2 separate regions of the Homo sapiens genome follow, and region 1 is linked to region 2. Evidence: chromatin loops called from intact Hi-C (ENCODE). Cell type or tissue: K562. All regions are shown on one strand. Links, peaks and the distances in the headings refer to the core of each region. The heading gives the core; the rest is flanking DNA.

The links. Hi-C counts contacts between places; a loop is a spot of excess contacts. Peaks named below come from ENCODE experiments on the same cell type or tissue, not always from the same donor. Only the 100,000 strongest peaks of a DNase experiment are listed, where the experiment ranks them.
Region 1: it touches region 2 in a loop (2.6-fold over the local background); 2 of 110 quality-filtered maps call a loop at or near these places.

Annotation. Positions count from the first base shown.
Region 1 is chr2:18,555,596-18,564,630 of GRCh38, reverse strand. It overlaps NT5C1B-RDH14 (NT5C1B-RDH14 readthrough), which reads left to right. Exons shown (of 11, transcript NM_001199104.2): 10 at 512-786; 11 at 8,823-9,035. The coding sequence ends at 8,847. It overlaps RDH14 (retinol dehydrogenase 14), which reads left to right and starts at 3,978. Exons shown (of 2, transcript NM_020905.4): 1 at 3,978-4,451; 2 at 8,823-9,035. The coding sequence starts at 4,059. NT5C1B (5'-nucleotidase, cytosolic IB) reads left to right here. Exons shown (of 9, transcript NM_033253.4): 9 at 512-1,760. The coding sequence ends at 835. It overlaps LOC105373456 (a long non-coding RNA gene), which reads right to left and starts at 4,455. Exons shown (of 6, transcript XR_007086234.1): 1 at 3,940-4,455; 2 at 605-810. RefSeq lists enhancers at 3,569-3,788, 3,799-3,848, 3,909-3,958, 4,769-4,818 and a silencer at 4,049-4,558. In K562, for the core only: no CTCF peak of the experiment used is centred there; DNase peaks (open chromatin) are centred at 3,880 and 4,490; H3K4me3 peaks cover 1,950 bases.
Region 2 is chr2:19,881,026-19,890,060 of GRCh38, reverse strand. It overlaps LINC00954 (long intergenic non-protein coding RNA 954), which reads right to left. Exons shown (of 10, transcript NR_033875.1): 8 at 7,326-7,446; 9 at 6,413-6,503; 10 at 5,014-5,911. Among named protein-coding and RNA genes, the nearest start is that of TTC32, 16 kb to the left of the region's middle. In K562, for the core only: no CTCF peak of the experiment used is centred there; no DNase peak of the experiment used is centred there.

The DNA of each region.
Region 1 (9,035 bases), core at 301-8,300, 1.3 Mb after region 2:
AGAGATACTAAAACCAAGTGTTTGGAAAGGTTAAAAATGAAAGACACAGTTAGATTCAAGCCAAACAGCATTAAACTAGACAAAAGCATATACTTCATAAAGTTAAAATGCACAATTCACAAAAAGCAAATTAAAAGAGTAGTGCTTTGGTAACTAATTAGAGTTTATTTAGAGTGACCCTCTATTCCAGCTTACCATGGATAGTTTATGTCTGTTGTCCTGGCTTAAGTATTTATTGAACATTCTTTCATACCTAAAGTATATAGGTTTACATGTTAAATAATATGGTCATTTTAGGCACATTCCAGGAATGCAAGGATGGTTCTATATCAGAAAACATATTCACATAAATTCCTATCAAGTTTTAGCATTTTGCCATCAGCTTCATAACACTGCATGTCATGCTGTATTATATCCTTTGTATTGTATCGTATCATATAGGTCTCTGCTTTTTAGCATTCACTTTCTTTGGCTCACTGTATCACAGCTGTGATATATGTTCCTTTTACAGGGTCCCCTAAAAGGCTTTCTGGAAGATTTAGGCAGACTGCAAAAGAAGTTCTATGCCAAAAATGAACGGTTACTTTGTCCTATCAGGACCTACCTGGTTACAGCTAGGAGTGCAGCCAGTTCAGGCGCCCGTGTGCTGAAGACCCTTCGACGCTGGGGTCTAGAGATAGACGAAGCTCTTTTCCTTGCTGGAGCCCCCAAAAGTCCCATCTTGGTGAAGATCCGGCCCCACATCTTCTTTGATGACCACATGTTCCACATTGAAGGGGCACAGAGGTTAGGTTCCATCGCAGCTTATGGCTTTAATAAAAAATTCAGTAGTTAGGGGCAGGGAGGAGAAATAAAGTGGTGATAGTCTGGTGTTACAGAAGCCACTTCTTTTGGCTCTCTAGGATAATTAGATAGGTATTTCAGAAAATTGGACCTTAAAACTTTGCTTCTTTGGAAAGGTTTTCTCCTGATTTTTTGGAAAACCTTTTGAACCCTCAAGTTACCATCAAACTACTTCTCTTTGAACTACCAATACTGTTGAATGCCATTACACCTATCTCTGTGTAAGTCATAATGATGACTCTTTAGGATAAGTTTAGAACTTGAATATTTGCATGCTTAAGGCACTGTTTTAGAAGCTTACTTAGTTTTATAAACACTGCTCATTTTTGGATGTTTGTAGATAACAATGAATTGTTACCCATCAGCATTGTAGAATAGTGTCTTCAAAGGTAGAAGGAGTATGGTTAAGCACACTCTTGAAAACTGGAGCTTTGTATTCTGTGACTGCTATGGCTAGCTTTGTAACCAAAGCAAAATGAGAATTTCACTCTACCTGCATGAGTATAACAATTTTGATACTGCTCATTTAGAAATAAATCATCTGGTTGTTCCTCCAGGGTACTTTCTAAGATAAGCCTTAAACAGAAACCCCTAAGAAAGGTTCTCTGAAAATTATTTGGTGGGTTAAATGCCTCTGATCCACAGAGTTTCATATTTGAAGTCTCCGGCTTTGGGCCTGGCAGGCTGGCACATCCATATTTGTATGGAAAAAAAAAAAAAAGACCCTACGCTACCACTTCAAAAAGTGACATGAAGTGTAGTATCCTGGCCCTTCATTGTCATTCTCTCATGATTTTTGTTTTGTTTTCAACAAAAATTGGTTGGTCATTAAATATATCATATGTTAGGCACAGTGACCTGGTTATTTTCACATGTTACTTCATTTTCTTATCAAATTAAATGTTTGTGACATAGTATTATTATTACCTTCCTTTTTATCAATGAGGAGCCTAAGATTCAAAAAGATTAGACAGCTTGTTTAAGGATATGGAGCTAATAAGTGTTAAGACTAATTAGATTCAAATTCAAATCTTACTTCATAAGTTATAATGAGGTCTCTTTCCTCCCTTCCAAATAGAGTTATTAATTTCATGGCCTTTGGACCCATCTGGTACAGATTAATCATTTCATTAAGTTCCATGCATAAACTACACAGCAGTTACACTGCAGGTCTAAGGATTCCTCCCTCCTCTTTTCCTCCTACCCTCTCCTGCTCTCTCTACCTCCACCTTCATCTCTACTCCACCTGTACATATGTATTCCACCCCTGGCTCTAGATGAGAGAAGACCACAGCTGAAACACATCTTCTGATGCTCCCTAATTTTATGTAAACCAGTCCAAAATATATCAGTTGTGACATGTGACACTGAGTACCTACCATTTTGTAGGTGTCCTCCCATGCAAAGACCACAAGAGGTACGCAGACACAATCCTATCCTCTAGGAAACTTGAAACCTTAACAATCTGGTCAAGGAAGTCAAATGTGCAAACTCAAACAGCCAATACTAGAAGGCTGTTTGTCTTCAGTGCCAGTGAGGGTCACACATGACCCTGAGGGTCACACATGAAGGGAGCAGAGATCTTTATAGGCTGGAAGTGGTCAGGAAAGAAAGACTTGAGGTAGCCTGTGATTTTGATGGATGGGCAAGATGTGGATGGGTAGAAAGGACAATAAAGTGGAAACATATGCTGGGGGATCAATGAGTTTGAGTAGCAGCTTCAAATTGGGGATAGGGTGGTGTAGGACCACCTCTCATGATTCCTGTTCCTGGTGCCTTGTATAATCCCCAGTAAGAGTGCTCTTTCCCACCTCTGAGCTCCATTCTCATTACTCATAAGAAACCTCCTGGAATCCATCCCTTTTTCTTTGTATTCTGACTATTAGTTGCATGTTACATCCTTCCCAAATGTAAGGGAGTGGAAGATGGATTATCACAATTATTGGGGAGTTTGTCTCAAACGACACAAGCTGTGGTTCTTTTTCCTTGTCTGGAGAACCTGCAATGGGTGGAGGGTGGGAAGTGGGAGATCACAGTTCCAGAAAGTAAGCACCCTGAGAGCAGAAATGGTGTCCCATTTCTCTGTGGCTCTAACAGGGAACAGGCAGGGCCAGGCACATATTGGATGGAGAGGCAGACGAACGAATGAGTCTTTAAAAGTAGCTTGGTCTACAGCTATGAAGTTTGTAGCTTGAAGAAGGGTCCCTGTGACACTAACCCTGATATTAATGAGGCATTTTACAGTGAGCCAAGCACTTTGCCTTCCATCGTTGTGTGTAATAGTCCTATGGAGAGGGCAGGGAGGCATTTGTAAATGGCCTGCTCAGAAGCCTATATTTACAATAAGTCCAAGCTTTTCCCACTGTACCTCTGCCAGTGTGAAGATCATTTGAAGATGGCTTTCTTTTTTTTAATAGGGACCAATGACATAATGTCTTGTTCAGTGGTTCTCAAAGTGTGGTTCCCAGATCTGCAGCAGCAGCAGCACCTGGAAACTTGTTAAAAGTGCAAATTATCAGGCCCCATCCTGTACCTATTGAATTAGAAACTCTAATACTGGGGCCCTGGTTTTTTGTTTTCGTTTTGTTTCATTCCCCCACCCCGAACCCCCACCCCAAGTCCTCCAGGTGATTCTGATGTGCATTTAAGTTTGAGAACTACTCGACCATTCTATTTCCAACTGATTCATGTTGCTTAATTCTTTGTCTCATCTATGAAAAACAGTCCTACCTCAGACTTCAGCTTGTCAGGGCCCATTCCTCAGAAGGTGAATTGAACTGAATTTACAAGTCCCAAGAGCCCTCAAAGGAAAACACACGAAATGCCCTGAGGAGTGGCATTTGTAACAGGGCCTGTACAGAGATCTGTGATTCAAAGTACTCATCAGACATTCCCATGGGGAAGTCCGCCACTACTCTGGGATTTCAATACGTATGAACCCCAGCACCCTGAACACTGTGCTGGTTGCCCAGCCTCCATCATTAGGCTGGGAGGAGCTTCCACGGAGGGCGCAGGACCCAGGGCGCTGAACTCTCACAACCAATCAGGCGACCCCCCCAGAGGGAAACTACAAGTCCCAGCATGCCCCACGCGCACCGTCAGGGGCCGACCCGCCGCGCCCCAGCGTTCTCCGCGTACAGGTGGTCTCTTGGGTTCCGGTAAGGCGGCGGCTGCGGAACTCCCGTGGAGGGGCCGGTGGGCCCTCGGGCCTGACGATGGCAGTGGCCACTGCGGCGGCAGTACTGGCCGCTCTGGGCGGGGCGCTGTGGCTGGCGGCCCGCCGGTTCGTGGGGCCCAGGGTCCAGCGGCTGCGCAGAGGCGGGGACCCCGGCCTCATGCACGGGAAGACTGTGCTGATCACCGGGGCGAACAGCGGCCTGGGCCGCGCCACGGCCGCCGAGCTACTGCGCCTGGGAGCGCGGGTGATCATGGGCTGCCGGGACCGCGCGCGCGCCGAGGAGGCGGCGGGTCAGCTCCGCCGCGAGCTCCGCCAGGCCGCGGAGTGCGGCCCAGAGCCTGGCGTCAGCGGGGTGGGCGAGCTCATAGTCCGGGAGCTGGACCTCGCCTCGCTGCGCTCGGTGCGCGCCTTCTGCCAGGAAATGCTCCAGGTGTGGGCCTCGGGGGGCCGGGCTGGTGGGGAGGGCCTGGGCACGGTGTGGGAGGGGACTGCGGGCTGGGGCTGAGCCGCGAGGGACCGCCCTGGGGTTCAGGGTGTCACCTTGGGAACCGCTGAGGCTGAGAGGAGTCCAAAAAGCCACTTTGAGGCGGCCGGGAAGCTGCAGGGTTGAGAGGGAAAGAGAAACTAACTGGGAGGGCTGCCTTCTGTCCTCTAAGGATGTCGAAAAAGAAATGGGCCCAAGAGAAAAATAAATAAACCAGTTTCTGAACGTTTCATTTCGTTACGTGAGGACCGCCCCGAAGTAGATCCATGGCCTCTGAATTGTTTTTCCTGTGTCAGAAGTGAATTTGCACCAAGCTGTGTCTTCAGAACCCCTGAGCACTGGGGGAAGTTGCTAGCTAAGGACCTCATATCAGTCCTTTAAAAAAAGTTCTCCTTCCCCCGGCCTCTGCCCCTTTTCTGCTGGGGTAAGGAGCTCGCTGCCACCAGTAAACTCAGCACCATCCTTAACGGGACTGTGGCCTGATTTCCAAGTAGAATACATTTTGGAACCCAGTGGTCATGCTCCATACAGAGACAGGAATAAAAATAACACCCAGCATTATTGAAGATCTGTATGCCAGGAGCTGTGCCAAGCATTTCAGATTTTCCTTTTTGTCTTAAATGAAAATGAAGTGTCCTTGCCTATAACTGTCATTGAAGCTACACAGTAACCCTGTGGAGTAGGCATTATTATCATCCCTGTTTTACAACGCGAGGAAACTGAGGCATAGGAAGGCTAAGAAACTTGCTTGTGGTCTGTCTCCAGAACACTTGCTTTTAACCCTTGTTCTTTCCTCCTGCTGCCTGGCAGTGAGGTGTGAGGATTTCTTTGTGCAAATGGTAAGTAATTCCACATAAGTGGATGTTCTCCGTTGAGATTGAGGTAGAAGAGTTTCTTGCAGGGATAACTGGCATTCAGAGGGCATTTGTTCAGAAGAGTGAAATTTAAAATTAGCTGGGACAAGAAAGGTGCCTATATGACGTAGAGTCTCTTGAGTCTAGAGAAGAGGTTCCCAAATTTTCTCAGTAATTTTTTCATGATGCCCTTAGGCCAGAAATATTTCCCAGTTCATTTATTTAGAAAGTTTATTTTGCCAAGGTTAAGGATGCACCCGTGGCAGAACCTCAGGCGGTCCTGAGGACATGTGCCCAAGGTGGTCGGGGCACAGCTTGGTTTTATACATTTTAGGGAGACATGAGACATCAATCACATATGTAAGGTATACATTGGTTCTCCTGGAAAAGTGGGACAACTCGAAGTGGGGGCTTCCAGGTCATAGGTAGATGGGAGACAAAAGGTTGCATTCTTTTGGGTCTTTGATTAGCCTTTTACTGAATACAATTTACATGTGCAGGAGGGATAGAGGAATAATCACTTATGTCTTAGACTGGCTCAGTGAGTCTGCATTTTCACATAAACAATACGGCAGAGTCAGCAATCAGATAAGCATTTATCTCAGGTGAGCAGAAGGATGACTTTAGAGTTCTGTCTTTTGTTTGGCACTTGTGAAGATGAGCTATCAATTTATGAATACATTGCCAGGGTGAAATTCAACAGAAGTGTTTTAGGGTAAAGATCTTGAGGCCCATGTGGGCAAATTATGAGGGTGATATGTAGCTTCTTTTTCTTTGTAGCTATCTTATTTAGGAATAAAATGGGAGGCAGGTTTGTCTGAGGCAGTTCCCAGCTTGACTTTAACCTTTGACTTAGTGATTTTGGGTTCTGAGATTTATTTTCCTTTGACACAACCTAATAAGTAGTTATGTCCTAACAACTTAGTAGCTATTTGAGAAGATAACATAATTGAAAGAAAAAAATAATATGTTTATTTTGTTCTTAAACAGCCATAACTACTAATGGGAAATGTATCTCTGTTGGTCATTACACCAGTGTCTGAAACCTTGGAATCAGATTGGACACTTCCACCCTCATTTCCTGTTCTAGGTAGATTTTTAGCATTGTTCTTGTTTTTTATTACAGCAACTGCTAACAGCTGCTTAAAAGTCAGCTCCACAAAGAAATAATGTCATTGAAAGGAATATAGCACAATGTAATGTTCAAGCTGTGAACCACCTGGAGCTAGTAGTTTTGAGGTATTGAGCAAATATCACTGTGTTTCCCTCGAAAATTTAAAATATTCCACAACACCCTGAGAGTTTGCTGCAATGCTGTAGGCCACAGTTCGGGAGCTGTTGCAGAACTAGAGAGTTGGTTTTTTGTTTATTGCTAGTATTTAATTATGTGTAACACAGGTTAAGAAATAATACTCATCAGTGAGATTTTGGAAGCATTAAAGATGGATCTTTCTGTTCCTCTTTAAAATATAGATGGGGCTGGGTTTGCTTCTTTGGCACTTGAGGCAGAACTAATTAAAAAGTGAGGACACAAAGAGATAATTAAGTTGTCCTTGCTTCTAAGTAAGTATTTCTGTTCCTGCCTGGCTCTGAAGTTAAGTGACTATAATTAGAAGGAAAAAAAAATGGAAATGTAGATTTCCCACAGGTTGGTATTCTTGGTATTTATTTCATTTATCTCGTAGAATTTAAAAAAATAGTAAATGACAAAATTTTAAAATAACACAAGCCCAGCAAAGAATGCTGGATAACAAATGATTAATTCAGGAAAATCTTCCAAAGGATTTGTGAAAAAGAATACTCCTTTCTTTCCCCCATGAGTGAACTCTTGCCTTCTTTTTGAAGTTGACTATTGGAAAACCCAAAGATGCTTAGACAGGGCAGAATGAGAAATAGTTAATCCTCTGACAGGTGGGCTTCGATAACAGTTGTGAAATGTAACACATTTTTCTTTTCACTTATAGTTGGCAGAAGGGCCAGTGAAATTTGAAAGTTGACCTCATATTAATCATGGGTCATCACAGTGTCTTTACACTTGGAACATGTGCATTTCTTTGTCCATCAAAAGAAACAGAACAACCGAGAAAAGGCTAGAGAAGACCATCTTACATGATTTAAGGAATAAAAAGACTTCCCTATGAGAACAGTCTAAATTTTAGGACTTTAATTTGGAAAGATACAGAAGCATAAGTTCAGAGTATAAAATGTTGACTGTACAGATCTCCTAGAGTCCCCTTTACGCTGGATATTTTTATATTACCTGATTATTTTTTTCTTAATCTTTGATTATTCTTTATGAATCTCGATTTATTCATGATGTTCTCTCCAGTGTTAAGTTTGCATTTCTGACCTTTTCTATTGCTTGTTTCACTTTTAAGGAAATGACTTGAAGTTGTTCCACCCCCATGGTGCCATTTACCCTGAGAGAACTACAGAATAAAGCAACCATAAGTTTGCCCTTGGTGTTGATAACCAGTAGCTCTGGGAATAAACTATGCTTACCTGTTTTCTACAGCATATGGTCTGTCTAGCTTTCATTGCCTCTCTAGCTGTTTTGAAAATCCCAATTAGAAAGCCATGCCAGCTTACTAATTAAGAAAATAGGCCTTGGTGTCAAAGACTTCATCTTCAGATCTGATCTTATTTTGCTACTTAGGAGTTCTGATACTGGGCAAGTCACCTAGCCTGTGAGCTTCATTTGCTTATACAGTTGTTGGAATTAGATGTGGTGACATGCGAAAAGCACAAAGCCTGGCTCCTATCAAGCTTCTGCATCTATTTTTTTTTCTATTTTTCTCTCAATTATTGGAAGCTCATAGAAGCATTTTGGGATAGAATTTTAGTAGTTTGCAAGTATTTTTAAACATTTTATCATAGGTACACTTATAATTTTGATATGATCTCAGTATTAACCTGATAACTCCCAAATTGATATTTTCCTAGTTCAACTGAAATTAAAGGGAGAAATATGGGATTGTAGGAGTGCCTTGTCCTCAAATTGACTGTATTTCTGTTTTGAGAAAGATCTTGGTACTGATCACGTAGTCAACTTTCTAATGCAATGTTAAAGTTTATATATTTGTAAATGTTATTGTTATAAAAGCATAAAACCAGAAATTAAGTCTTAGATTTAGTTTCTACATCTTTTATTGGAAGATGACTGTAGATAAATATCTTTCTGTATATCATTTTAATAAATGAGAAAAAAGAGCTGTTGAATGAAAGATCATGAACATCAGTATTTATCTGAGGAACATCCTGCGGAGGAATCCCTTTCCCCATTTATTAAACACAAAATTGCCAGTGTTTCAAGTAGTTCTCTGATCGATAGACCAACAACTGAAATTAAATGCTTTTAGTCTCAAGTGCCCATTTTTATTAAAATGTAATTATCATGAACAGAAAAAGCAATACAAGGCGTGTGTTCTTAATAATTCTGCCATTCTCTTTTTGACATTTAAAGGAAGAGCCTAGGCTGGATGTCTTGATCAATAACGCAGGGATCTTCCAGTGCCCTTACATGAAGACTGAAGATGGGTTTGAGATGCAGTTCGGAGTGAACCATCTGGGGCACTTTCTACTCACCAATCTTCTCCTTGGACTCCTCAAAAGTTCAGCTCCCAGCAGGATTGTGGTAGTTTCTTCCAAACTTTATAAATACGGAGACATCAATTTT
Region 2 (9,035 bases), core at 263-8,262:
AAAAGACAAGGTCAAATTCAGCAGGTAATATAATGTTATAAACTATAAAGTTACCTGTTAGGAGTTGAATTGGGCCCCCCAAAAAGATATGTTGGAGTTTTAACTACCAGTACCTCAGAATGTGACCTTATTTGGGAATAAAGTTATGACAGATCTAATTAGTTAAGAAGATGCAGGTGGAGTAGGGTGGGTCCTTACAGATACCTTGTGTGACTGATGTCCTTACAAGGAAAAGGAAATTTGGACACAGACACTGGGGAGAACGGCTTGTGAAGACAGAGGTGGAGACTGGAGTGGTTCTGCCACAAGCCAAGGAACACCCAGGGATACCCGAAACTGGAAAAAGCAAGGAAGGGTTTCCAGCTCCCCAGGGGTGAGGTCCATGCCCTAGAGGCTTCAGAGGGAGCATGCCCTTGCCAACACCTTGATTTTGGACTCCCCAGTCTCCAGGACTGTGAGAAAATAAATTTCTGTTGTTATAAGCCACTCAGTTTGTAGTGCCTCGTTACAGCACTGCTGGGAAACCCAATAAATAGTAGTTTCATTTTCAAATGACAGGCCTTTTGCACATGAGCTCGCATGTTTCTGCACCTACACATGCAGCTCTATTGAAGAAAAGGTGAGCCTTTTGTTAGAACAAACCTGAAAACGGAAGACTTCCAAGGTTGGGGGGTGGGTGTGGGAAAGAAGGGGCTATTACTCCTTTATCTGATCATGACCCTCACTGGATCAGGAGAGGAACCCATGACTGAGCACCATATAGAACATGCTGGTTGCCCTGGCTGCCTGCTGAGAAATCCATAACCACCCCCGTGTGGCTTCGAGACATTCAACTCTCGGAGAACTGAGGTTTCTCTGACTTGAGATTGGAAAGGAAAAGTGGGAGTCACTTCATGCTGCCAAACAACAAACCATTGCTAACAAGCCAGGTGAAAAAATAACCCAGTTGGCTGAGCAGGCAGGATTGGGAGCTGTCAGTCTGGGACTCACAGAACAATAATTATTTCCATTATGAAGACTGGCTGCCAGTAGACTTACTGGAACTGCACCAGCTTCTTGCTTGGGGAGGGTGGTGTGGAGGCAGATGGAGCAAGGCGCCTGCATGCAGGGCCCCAAGCCTCGGTGTGTCACTCATCTGTGACAATGGCCAGTGCCCACTCCTCTACCCTTGCTATTCTCAATCCCACCGCCCTGTCTGTGTTCAAATTTCTCTCCCAGAATACAGCCTTTTCATTTATTTAAATCCTGCTCATTCTTCTGGGACCAGCCCAAGTCCCAGTAACTACCATTAAACCTTCCCTGCCAATATCAACCCAAACTCATCTCATTCTCTAACTTCCATCACACTCTGGTCTAGATGGAGCACCCTTGCTACTGAATGGGGACCACAGACCGGCAGCATTGGCATCACCTGGGAGCTTGTTAGAAATGCAGATCCCTAGCCCTGTACCAGACCTGCTGAATCAGAGCTCACACTTTACCCAGGCCCCCAGGCGGTTCATACGCACACTAAAGTATGGGGAGCACTGTCTGTAGTACTGGTTCTCAGCACATGGTCTATGGACCAGCAGCACCTAGGACCATGTTAGAAATGCAAAATATCAGCCCTACCCCAAGCCAAGTGAATCTAGCTCCCTGGGGGTAGGGTCTAGCCATCTGTGTTTTAACAAGGCCCCTGGGGAGTCTGAGGCACACTCAAGTTTAAGAACTACTTCCAGTTCATCTGGCCCAGCATCTAATTCCAGGGTGCTTTTCCATTTCCTGTGTTCCTCTCCCTCTTCAAGATGTGGACCCTGAAGGCAGGAGCCATGTTGGTTGTCTGTCTGGCACTCAGACCAGTTTCAACAGGGTGATTGACGTCCCAGGGCAACTGATCTGTTTTCCTTACCCCTCCCTGCCCTATACAAGCACAAGGGAGTCTGGGGAGAAGGACAGTGGAGGAAAGGGCCGATGGAAGATGACCTTCTTGTTTTCCCGAGTCAAGGGTTTGAGGTTTTTGTGGGAGGTTGGGGTGCATTATGCTGCTTCTCTCAAATTGGAGACCATTGTTACCATGTAATTTTATGTTGTGGCCTGACTTGATCCAGAATTCTGTCTCCAATAGTTTTACGTGGGTTTTCTCCCTGGAAAAAGTTATTACGATTGAGCAAATAAAGCAATGTTGGCTAACTGTTCCCTTTTCTGGATCGACATGTCCTTCATCTGGGTAAGTGGCAGTGGCCAGCTCCTCTGGCTTGCAGGACCAGCAAGGAAGATTTTCAGACGTGACTAATGTATAGGCTCCTTGGACTTCCTACTCATGAACTCTCATAAAATGTGCTTTGTTCCATCATTGTCAATTAACACAGCAGCGAGCAGTGCTGGGCTGGGGAGCAGCCGGGCCTCGCCTTTAGTGCACTTCCTCCTTGGCTGGCTGTGAGCTTTCAGATAGCCAGACATAATTCCTTTTGAGCTGCTTAATGGACACATAATTTTAATCAGTCATAGGACACTTGAGCGGGAAGGAACTGGAGAAATCATCTACTCCTTTATTTTACAGGTAAAGGTTCCGGCTTAAAGGTTATGCAGTTGGTTAACAGAATTATGACCAGATCTAGCCCTTCCGGTTCTCAGTTTAATAATAGTGACTTCCAGTTAGTGAAGCATGCCCCGGTGTACACTTATTTTCATTAATCCTGATGGCAAACCTTAGACCTATCTCAAGATTCAATTTTGTGCCTAGGACCATCCTCCCGGATTGCAGTCCCATGGGCCCAGCCCTGTGATGTAATATGCAAAGGCTCAGAAACCTAATTTGGAGAAGAACGTTATGGGCACTGAAGACGTCCTGCAGTAGACAGGACACCCCAAGGCACTGCTAAGTTGTGGGTGCATGTCTCCAGCTGGAGCTGTGGGAATGAAAGCTGGCATAAAGAATGTTGGGATGAGGGACATAGACCTAATCACATTTCCATCTACTCAAATGCTGCTTATAATCTGACTTACAATCATGGGAAGGAGAATGGTGATTCCACATAAAACCTCAGGTACTGAGGACAGCAACCTACCTGGAATAGGGGCGGGGAAACGGGAGAACCTTCCAGCAAGACAAATGTCTGCCATTTCCATGTGTCCTCATGAAAGCCTCATGACATTCTTTCAAGACTGACATTATTTCTATTTTACTAAAGGGACAATCAGAGAGTTATGTTAGACTGGAGTCAAAGCTAGAAGGTCCCAGATTCTTTTCCTTAAACCTAAGCTCCCTCTAGGGTGACCAACTTGCCCCATTTTGCCCAGGGCTCAGTTTTGAAGCCCCTCCGCTCAGGGCAAGCCTCGCTCCTCCCTCTTCTTGCCCTGGAGGGAACAGGAGTTCTTGATAGGCGCCGTCCTGGCCTCGCAGGGCCTGAGTTCAGCCTATTTTGCTCAGCCGATTGGCGCCTGGCACCAGGGCAGGGCAGGCTGCTTGGTTGGGGTGGAGGGGGGATGTGGCCCACAGCCCCGGGCAGGCTGCTGCTCTGCCAGCTGCTGTCACACCCCATTTTACTGTGGAACGCTGGTCACCAACAGGAGAGTGTCGCCTGCCTGGTTCTACTTTAATTCACGCCCACAAGAAGTGGAATATGAGGGAGAAGACAGGAAGACAAGTGACTCAGCCGTCAGAGAAGCCAATCCCCGCTGTTTCTGCCTTGGGCCAAATTTAGGTGCGAGGGTCAAAAACTTACTCAGAATTAGCTGAAGTCAAAAGGGACATTAAGGATACGAGTCTCATGGAAACAGGAATGAGTTTCACGTCCCAGGCATTGGCAGAATGTGGAGGGGACAGCTCGCCCACCAGTCCTCCCCAGCCCAGCCTCCCTGGTGTCCTGAGAGGCCCAGTAACCAGCACTGGGTTTTGAACCAAACGGTAATGCAGACAGGCAGATCCAGAGGGGATGTTGGGCTTCTCTGGGAATAGGACTGGGTTGCAGGATGCAGCTTAGAGGGGACACTCCGACAACAGAGCCTCAGAATTCGGAAATGGTCCTGGATGTGGCAGGCAGTGCCATGGGGGTAGGGGAGGGTGTGGGCGGCGGCTGCTGCCGCCCAGGTAGGGTTATGGTAAGAAGGAGACAAGAGCTGCACAGACTCTGAAAGCAGGCACCCCCAGGAGAGTGAGGGGAGAGAGGAAGGGGCTGAGCTATGCAGCTTGTTTTTTTTTTTTTAACCCACACCATCCCCTCCCCCTAGCATCAGGGAAGTCACCGTGTCCCAGGGTGGGGCAGAGAGAAAAGAGAGAGGGAAGAGGCAGAGAGATGGTAGGAATGTCATAGCTAGTAGAAGTCCACCCCCATGGCAGGAGATAGGAGTTGGGGGAACAAGCATTTCTCCTCCTTCCCCCTGTAGTTCTTGGCCCGGGACTCCAGCTGTCATAGCCTTGATTCCTGGCTGACACCTGCACTACTGTGTGTTATGCCCTTGGCTTCTCCTGCTTATAGAGCTCTGACCTGCCCAGGTGGCTCCAGATTGCAACTTCCTTACCAAGGCCTCTCACTCCCCTCAGAGGTGTTTCCTCTTCTCTGTACAGTCACATCCATCAGATTGTACCAAGGGCCTTTTGCTTTTTAAAGCAGTTCAGGTTCTAGTCCAATGAGGACATGCAAATTCTATCTTATTAGGAGTCCCTTAAGGGCCTCTTTTCTGTTCTTTTGATGTTCTTGGTATTTCTAAAATCCTGATAATGAACTGGGGCCTGAGGTCCTCAATGGGGAGAAGCCAGCATATTGAAGCCTTTATGGCCCAGCAGGAGTCCCGGCTGGGACTTGGATACCTGGCTGTCTTCATCACCAAGGCCAATGGGTACACCCCCCACTTCCCAGCCCTTACAGCTAACCAGTACCTGATGCTCAGCTAGGTTAGCAAGAGGGACCACCCGCTTTAACAGCGAGAAACATTGCCCTTCTGAGACGGCTATGTAGGCCAGGAAAGAGTGTGGGCTGAGTTGAGATCTCAGTCCATTACAGCATGATCTGGAAAGGAGGCAGACTCTGTAACTGGGCTCTAGGGAACCATTCTTACCACCCTCCTCAGAGGCTGCTTCAGGGTCTGGCCAGGAAGGGCCCCAAACAAGAGGCCTACATCTAAGGCAGTCAGTGTACACAGTGGGGAAGAGAGTCATGCCAGAGAATCTCTAAGTCAGACTGTGTTTTGTGGACTCCCAGCGTGGAGCATTTACCCAGGGGGTGGAGATGGTCACAAAGATGTCACTGGAAGACTCATGTGGAGAAGTGGGACAAGCTGGGCTTGACAAGTAGGACAAGTCATAAAAAAGTGTAGGGAGGCTGCAGGCAGACGTGTTCCAAGTGCTCATCGAGAGCTCAGAACTCTGGGCAGCACTTAGGGCTATGGCGGTACCAGGGCAGTTTTCTCCTCCACTAAATGCCTCTAGGATGCAATAACCATTCTTGCTGCTAGCCTTCTTCCTTGCTAGTAATATGTCCGCTGGTACTTGAGAAGCCAGGCAACATGGCTTAAGCCAGGCATCTCATTTCACTAAAATTCCAACAGGCTTCAAGGGCCTCTGCAGCGGAGTGCCAGGAGTTGTCCCTTGCTTTAGGAGAGGCAAGATCAGTGAGATAGAACACTTCCAACAGAACAGTGGGGCTGACAAGTGCTGGGTTAAATGTGCTTATTACACTGGGAAGCTGTTGTCACGTGTCATTCATGGAATGATGTACAGGTCATCTTGGACAGGACCAGCACAGTGGCCACCACCGTGACCAGGAAGCAAGATGGCCAGCCAGGGCCACAGCCAGGACCTTCAGGCACTGTTCTTTGAGGAGGAGGAACGCAGAGTTTCAAGGGCGGCAGGGGCTCGCATGACATGCTTTCCACAGTTCCCACTCAGATCTTGATCTTCTTTTGGCTTGTGGGCATATAAGTCCTGGAGTCACTGGAACCAGAGCCAGATGGTCAAGTGCTCTCTTCTGGCCTGAGTTCAAGGTGTGTATGGGGTGAGGGACTCACTGAGGCAGGAGGACTAAGATCTATGTTCATATGACCTCTATTCTAGGACTGTCTCCTAGAAGGGTAATCAGACTTGTTAAATGTTTCATAAAATGCCTGAAAATTATCGTAGCCAGACACTAGGCAAGTGTGATGGGCAAGAGCCAGGGGTTTTTGGCCAAAGAGCTCTTAGAGCTCACTCAGCTCTGGAGGAAAGGCCTCTTCAAGAGTTCCTCAGGCTGAGATGTAGGCATGACATGCAGAGTGCTTGCTGTTCAGGGACTTCTGCAGGAGGGTGCCATCTGGTCAGGACTTGAGGCAGCTTTCAGAAGGGTGAGTTTGTTTGGAGGGATGGAGGGGGAAAGTGCAGAGAACTTTATGGGCAGGACCTTTGGGGCAGAACTTCTCAGTGTTGCTACTGGACACGTGGCTAGGGGCCTGCTCTTACCTCCTTCTCTCTCCTCTGGATAGTACTGGCCACCACAATGCCCGTCAGGGTCCAAGTGTAGGCAGGATTGGGTCAGGTGGTACAGATACACCTGAGAATGGAAGTGGGTGAATAGCAGAAGACTGAGCATTACAGCAGGACAAACCTTAAGGAGCCAAGGATCTGGAAGCTTCCACAGCATCTCGAGCTCGGTGTGGGCAGAGGCCATTCTGTTCTAGCAGGAACAGAAGTTCCTGTCTCAGGGCCTTGGGAAACCAAGAGTGACCCAACAACAATTCCTTCCCACCCACACTTTTTCCTAAGACAAAAGCCTTATGGGACCTCTTCCCAACTGGCTTTAGTAAGAGGGCAGGCTTTCTTCAAGGAGACAAGAGGAGGAGAGGAGGAGTTAAAGTGTGAGAATGGGATGGGGAAGATAATGAGCTTCCTCCTGCATCTAGGCATGAAATGGGATTATTCTGAGGGTGTTGATCAGGAATGAGTCAGTTTCGTTTCCTCTTAGGAAGTCTACTTATTGAATGCTTTATCAATACTTCTAAAGTCTTCAGTGACTTTAACGTTAATGCTCCATTTTGCAGAAGGTGGTAAGGTTCAAAAAGGAGACATGACCTGTTTAGGTCACAGAGTCAACAACTGTCTAAGCAGAGGATCAGCTAGGGTCCCACTCATGCTAGGCTGCCCTGTCCCCACCCTCCATGCTTAATCTGGTTACCAGTTGCCATCTGTCAGACTTGACTTCTAAACGTTGATGCCAAGTCACCAAGCAGGACATGTCATCCAGATCTCTTTATAAAAGCCTAGGAAGTACTTGGGACCTGGGGCTCCCAGGGACTTTGCTCAGTGTCCCCATACTGGCCATATAAACAGGAATCTAGGTTCCTATTTAGCCCTTTCTGGTTCTCTGAGATCTCACCTCTTTGAATCTGGGTGCCACAAACTTCACCAGCTTCTTGACCAATGAGGGGTATTGGACCTTCTCACCCTGGGAGACAGGGTAAAAGTCTACCTCTAGCAGGTTATTCTCTTTTTTGCAGCTGTCAGGAAGAATTTGGAGACAAACAAGGAGTGAGGCACTCTGGAGAAACCTTGTGTCCATTCCAGTAGTTATCTGAGGACTGGTGAGGACTGGCTGACCCTTTCTTATACATGAGGAAGTATGAGTAGGACTGGGGCGGGGGCTTGAGGCTGTTAGAAGTCAGGGGAAGTTCCTAACTGAGAAGCTGCACAGAAGTGATGGAAGTCTCATTTGGTAGACTCAGATCTATTGGGAGATTTGGTCCTGTATTAGTCCCTTCTCACACTGCTATAAAGAAATACCCGAGACTGGGTAATTTATAAAGGAAAGAAGTTTAATGGACTCACAGTTCTGCATGGCTGTGGAGGCCTCAGGGAACTTACAATCATGGCAGAAGGCAAAGGAGAAGCAGGCACCTCCTTCACAGGGTGGCAGGATGGAGTGAGTGCAAGCAGGGGACATGTCAGACACTTATAAAACCATCAGATCTCGTGAGAGTCACTATCATGAGAACAGCTCCGGGGAAACTGCCCCCATACCTCCACCCTTGGTCCTGCCCTTGACAAGTGGGGATTGTGGGGATAATTCAAGATGAGATTTTGGGTGGGGACACAGCCTAACCATATCAGGTCCTCACTTTGGGGATCTTGCTTTAGCATGTAAGATATTCTTACAGAATCTTGGGCTATATCTGGTAGGACTGGGGTTCTGGTTCTGCCCTCTCAGCTGCTAGCTGAGGATATGTACCTATTTATTATGTTCCACTGGGGGCTGCCATCAAATTCTGGTGACTCTGACACCCAACACTTGTCCAGGAGTAATTCTGCTGAGGCATCTGCAAAGCTCATCAGTTCTACCTCAAAGAGTGTTGACTATGGCTGATTCACAATGGCCATCTCCCCATGGTGAAACTCAATGAACGACTCATCTTAAGAGAGGAAGGGCTTGGTGAACTCATGGACAACTTTCTTCTTCTGCCCTTTGTCCCCCAAAGTATACTCCAGAACACCCTTACCTTGAGCTACTCTTGCCTGGATCTCCAGTGTCTGTCTGCTCTCTCTGAGGCCCTGCTGAATGAGAGAATGTCAAGCTGAGGGCACCCAGGCAGAAATACTCAAAGTTCTCCCTCTGTTCCCCAGCCACTCCTTGACCTCGGACCTGGGACTGCCATACCACCATGCCATCTCCTGGTGGCAGGACAGCTTTCTTCTTCCACCTGTCCTTGTGCCTGTCCTCTTGGGCCAATGTTTCTTTAACTGAGTAGTAGCAGAGCAGCATCAGCCTAGGACAAGCATGGAGGCAAGAGCAGGCTCACTGGTTTGTAGAACTGCAGAGCAAGAAAGGACTTGAAGGAACTCTGGTTCATGGACAAGACAAGGCAAACAGACTCTGTACCAGGGAGGCAAAGAGACTTCAACGTCTCAACTTAGGAATGACAGCATTGGGGCTTGAGGCTGGAAGAGATAGCCTACTATCTGTTCTGCTGGTCTTCTCCATTGGTTGGTGGGCTATGTGCATGGTGGATCATGATTTAGTTATGCAATGATTTGTTTCTAGCAACACTGCTTAGTCTATCAAAGAAGAAGGTCTGTCAGTATTACTCCAATT